Linked DNA regions of Homo sapiens: region 2 is linked to region 1. A link is a loop called in an ENCODE intact Hi-C map of the cell type or tissue named here. Cell type or tissue: body of pancreas. All regions are shown on one strand. Links, peaks and the distances in the headings refer to the core of each region. The heading gives the core; the rest is flanking DNA. Region 1 has its middle 27 kb from the start of C9orf152. Region 2 has its middle 17 kb from the start of C9orf152.

Region 1 (2,817 bases), core at 230-2,729:
GCCTCGGCCTCCCAAAGTGCTGGGATTACAGGTGTGAGCCACCGCACCCAGCCCGATTTTACATTTTTTAATGGTTGACAGAGATCAAAGAAAAATATTTTGTGACATGTGAAAATTATATAAAATGAAAATTTTTATGTTCATAAATACAGTTTTACTGGAACGCAGCCACACTAGTTCATTTCCATGTTGTTTATGGCCACTTACAGGTGACAGTGGCAGAACTGGGTGGCTCTATGACCCACAAAGGCTAAAATATTCACTATCTGACCCTTTACTAAAAAGCTTTGCAAAAAAAAAAAAAAATTAGAATGAACCCAGCTGGTCACATACACACCTGCTCTGTGTTGTTCCTAACCAGTTTTGGGTCAAAAGATATAGAGATTTGAAAACACCTTTGCAAAGATTATGACAGTGAGAGAAATCTAGCATGGCTGGCTCCATCTTGCCCCTAACCTCACAGGCTAGCTGTTATCACTCATTCCTGGGTGTAGGCCAACCTAACCATGGGAAGAATTTATTTTATAGTTTAAAACAAGGATGATAATAGCCCTTCCCTAAACTAAACCACCTTTGTAAAACTAATGAAAGGCCACAAGATTAGGATTACAAGAGGGGCCTGAATTCTGCTAAGATATAGGTGTAGTTAAATGGTAACCAGCGGCTAGGTCCAGGGTCCGGTTCCAGCCCATGCTGAGGTCCGAAGGGAGTGGGTGGATAAATGGCAGATAGCTGAAAGAACATTTGGGGGGCCGTAGGTAGGTGAAATACAGCAGCTCTCTTACACTGTCTCATCAGCAGCTCTCTTACACTGTCTGCTCTGTCTTGGCTGCTTGCTCTGGCAGCTCCCATGCACGGCTGCATGGCCAGCTCGCCCTTCAGGGTCAGCAGCTTAACTCTTTCTCTCTCTGGGCACGAGCAAGCTGAGCGGTGTCCTGGCTCCCCTCTGTCTATCTGCAAAGTCAGCTTTGACTCTTTCTCTTTCTTAGGGTGTGAGCATCTGTACAGTGTCAGCAGGGCAGTTATACCTTTTACAGACAATAGTGGCATAGAGCCAAGTGATGGCCTTCCCATATTATGGCTACATAGCTGTGTTTACATTATAACAAGCAGAGTTACACACCTGCACTACAAACTCGCTGAGTCATACAGGATATAAACATCCTACCTTGGCCTATCCTTGACCAAAGCACATTCATTAACTTACACCAGCCATTGTTCTGGAGGCTACAGGATCTGTAACTTCTCCGATCACTCCCATAAGTAACATCACTATTGTAGAACCTAAGATTGGTCTTTGAGATGTTTTTCAGAGTTTTGCATTTCTGGCAACCAACTGACTCTGTCTGGATCCATGTGACTTGTGACTCAACAGTTACTGTGGCCCCTGGCCAGAGGTGAACTCAGTGCACAAGGACCATTTTCCACATCCCTATGATTTCATCCCCAACCAGTCAACATTCCCCATTTCCTAGCCCCCTGCCCACCAAACTATCCTTGAAAAACCCAAGCCTTTGGGGAGACTGATTTGAGTAATAACTCTGTCTGCTGCATGGCCAGCCTTGCATTAATTACACTCTTTACTGCAATACCATGGTCTCAGCAAGATGGTTTTTTCTCTGCAGTGGGCAGGAAGAATGTGTTAAGCAATTGCAGATGCTACAAAGACACTTAGAATTGTCACTAGGGGTTTTCTTATGCATCCTAGCTCCCTTACTTTTTTTTTTTTTTTTTGAGACAGTCTCATTCTGTCACCCAGGCTGGAGTGCAATGGCATGATCTCAGCTCACAGCAAACTCCACCTCCTTGTTTCAAGTGATTCTCCTGCCTCAGCCTCCTGAGTAGCTGGGATTATAGGCCCCCACTACTATACCCAGCTAGGCTGGTCTTGAACTCCTGTCCTCAAGTGATCCACCCACTTCGGCCTCCCAAAGTGTTTGGATTACAGGTGTGACCCATGGCACCTGGCCCCTTACTACCTTTAGAGAGATGATAGGCTCCAGGTGTAATAAGCTCAAGCTCTTCCCCAAACCACATTCTCAGTATAAAGAGAAATTGTGTTGTTCTCAACACAATACAGAGGAGAGGTGACTATAGTCTCTTGTTCGAGCTTCAACACAAAGTTAAAATGTCTTTGCCTCACTGATAATTCTTTTCAGTTCTGTGGTTAAGAACTCTGACTTTGGTAAGACTGCCTAGATACGGATGACTTTATGCGAGTCATCACTTCAACTATTTGTGCTTCAGTTTCTTAAAAGTGAAAAGGGAGGAATAACATGACTTAGCATATAGTTGTAATAGGTTGTAGCTGCCCTATTACCACATTTCATCAAATCTCATACGCCATCAATTGGAATTTGAATTTCTAAATATAACCATTAAGAAAAAGCACTGCCATTTAGACCACAACCCAATACCCTCTGATCACTGAGAATGTTTATTTTGTGCCCATTGAATAGCTCCTTTGGGCTTATTTAAATATAGATATTTATGATACATCACTCTTGTGCATGCATAAAAAAGGGAAGAACAAACAAAATAAATTGGCCAAGGTATTCCTAAGACATCTTTGTGTTAAAGTCTAAAGGTATTCCTAAGACATCTTTATGTTAAAGTCTAGCTCTCCTGAGTTCTTTTTCCACATTTTTATACACATGATCATCCTCTGTGGCCATGTGTGTCAGTGCAGTATTTCTTTTCTTTTTTTGAGACAGGATTTCGCTCTGTTGTCCAGGGTGGAGTGCAGTGGCATGATCGTAGCTCATTGCACCCTTAACCTCCTGGGTTCAAGTGATCCTCCTGCCTCAGCCTCCAAGT
Region 2 (2,817 bases), core at 221-2,720, 44 kb before region 1:
TGAGTCTGTGGTGAGCTGTAATTGTGCCACTGCACTACAGCCTGAGTGACAGAGTGAGACCCTATCTTGAAAATAAATAGATAAGTAAATAGAATCAGAAGAGAAACAAACTGCAAGGGAAAAATAGAAAATTTTCAAATAAGAGACTATTTAAAATTTTAAAACTGGCAACAATAAAAACTAGCAGACTTTATTGAGCATGTAAAGTTCAGACTTTATTGAGCATGTAAAGTTCAGAAATAAGGTATTGTAAATTATGAATGAACACTACTCATGAAAATAAAACAGGTATTTATTCTTATCAAATTCACAACTTGAACTTCAAGTCAGATTCAATCTTAGCAACTTCAAATTATCTGGTAAATGATTCTTTAGCTACTGTATTAGTCCATTCTCATACTGCTATAAAGAACTACCTGAGACTGGGTAATTTATGAAGAAAAGAAGTTTAATTGACTCACAGTTCTGCAGGTTTAACAGGAAGCAAGGCTTGGAGGCCCCAGGAAACTTACAATCCTGGTGGAAGGTGAAGGGGAAGCAAGCACCTTCTTTACATGGTGGCAGGAAAGAGAGAGAAGGAGAGTGAGGAGGGGAAGTGCCACACACTTTTAAGCCATCAGATATTGTGAAAACTCACTCACTATCATGAGAACAGCATGGGGGAAATCCACCCCCAAGATCCAATCACCTCTTACCAGGTCCCTCCCTCAACACTGGGAATTATAATTCAACAGGAGATTTGGGTGGGGACACAGAGCCAAAGTAAAAGTGAGATAGAAAAGAGAATTATTCATATCAAATACATAATTCAGAAGGAACAAATGTAACTCTGGGCTGCACCTTGCAAGATAGAGAAAATTATATCCATGAAATCAGCAAACTGGTCAAAAAGTTAGAACTTCTGGAGTGTCACTAGGTTTGTTGGATAATGATTCTGGAAACTGATCCTACTCCTTTTGACAGCATGAGATTCTTTGCGGCAAAACAAAATGTGCTTCAAATTAATCATTATGATTTTTCCTCAGATAATCATAACAGAAAATTTGCTATTTCATCTGTATTAGTCCCTTTTCACACTGCTATAAAGAAATACCTGAGACTGGGTAATTTTTAAAGGAAAGAGGTTGAATTGACTCACAGTTTTGCATGGCTGGGAAGGCCTCAGGAAACTTACAATCATGGTGGAAGGCAAGAAGCAGGCACCTTCCTCACAAGGCAGCAGGAGGGAGTGAGAGCAAGCAGGGGAAATGGCTGATGCTTATAAAACCATCAGATCTGATGAGAACTCACTCACTATCACGAGAACAGCATGGTGGGGGGGATCCACCTCCATGATCCAATCACGTCCCTCCCTGTACACGTGGGGATTACAAGTCCCTCCCCTGACACGGGGGGATGACAATTTGAGATGCGATTTGGGTGGGGGCACAGAGCCAAACCACATCATTATCTAACACTAGTTCTTCTAAAAAGAGGGTATTAAGCATTACTTTTTATTCTGTTATTTTGACATCTAGGGTCTTACTGACTGTTGGGAGACTGGCCCTCCACAGGCTAGCCAGCCAATTCCTAGGGAGAGTAAAGGACTCGTCTGTGAGCTGTCTTTCATATGCTAACCTACTGATCCAGAGCCCGTATCCCACATCCTGCTCTTACACTCAAGGCCACTATCCACCTACCCTGGTCACCCCAGAGCCAGGTACCAGGCAACTAGGGACAGCCCCTATACCCCTAGAGACCACTGAAATTATTCAAACTAGCCAATTCTAAACCTGCTTACCCTGCCTCATCTGTTCCTTCCTGTAGAAACCACAGTACAGGCTCTTGCATATGTTTTCTCCTCACTCCTTTTGCTTCTTGACCAACCCTGGTGCTTACCTGTGTGGCATGTCCTCTTGTATTAGTCTGTTCTCAAGCTGCTAATAAAGACATACCTGAGACTGGGTCATTTATAAGGAAAGAAGTTTAATGGACTCACAGTTCCACATGTCTGGGGAAACCTCACAATCATGGCGGAAGATGAAGGAAGAGCAAAGGGAAGGCTTACATGGTGGCAGGCAAAGAGGGCTTGTGCAGGAGAACTCCCATTTATAAAACCATCAGATCTCGTGAGACTTATTCACCACTATGAGAACAGCATGGGAAAGACTCACCCCCATGATTCAATTACCTCCTACTGGGTCCATCCCACGACACATGGGAATTATGGGAGCTACAATTCAAGATGAGATTTGGGTAGGGACACAGCCAAACCATATCACCTCTCTTCTTGGAACTGTGAATAACAAACTGTCTTTTCAATGGCAGTCATCTCCTGATCTGTTGGCCTTAGCATACCTGAAGAATAAAACCTACATTTTAAAGCGCAGAGAAAGACCCTGTAGAAACTGGCTTTTATATTCTAAGTCCAAGGAAAAGCATTTTTGTATTCCCATTATGTGTCTGACAAACCTAGTTTTCAGGATTATCTTTGGCCAAGGTGTGTATTGATGACTAACTAAACTAGATTCTGCACTAGAATTTAGTAATCTAGATTCTTCATTAAAGGAATATGAAACATCACATGTGCATAAAAAGGAAGCACATATGCAATTACTAAAACTGGCGGGAAAAGGTGAGTAGGTTAGTCAACAGTTAACAATTGATGATATTGAAAAATAGTAAGTCAATACTGGCTAGGAATATTGGCTTAAATTGCTTGAAAAACAACAGTATTAAGCCAAGAATTTTTGTGTCCTCTTTAAGCAATCTTTGCTTAACTGACTGCACAATGTCTAAAGAAAACAATGGAAAGTACTATAAATGCTTTTGAAATTT

The links. Peaks named below come from ENCODE experiments on the same cell type or tissue, not always from the same donor. Only the 100,000 strongest peaks of a DNase experiment are listed, where the experiment ranks them.
Region 2: it touches region 1 in a loop (2.4-fold over the local background); 63 of 110 quality-filtered maps call a loop at or near these places.

The regions. Positions count from the first base shown.
Region 1 is chr9:110,179,356-110,182,172 of GRCh38, reverse strand. No RefSeq gene overlaps it. Among named protein-coding and RNA genes, the nearest start is that of C9orf152, 27 kb to the left of the region's middle. In body of pancreas, for the core only: no CTCF peak of the experiment used is centred there; a DNase peak (open chromatin) is centred at 1,387.
Region 2 is chr9:110,223,572-110,226,388 of GRCh38, reverse strand. No RefSeq gene overlaps it. Among named protein-coding and RNA genes, the nearest start is that of C9orf152, 17 kb to the right of the region's middle. In body of pancreas, for the core only: no CTCF peak of the experiment used is centred there; no DNase peak of the experiment used is centred there.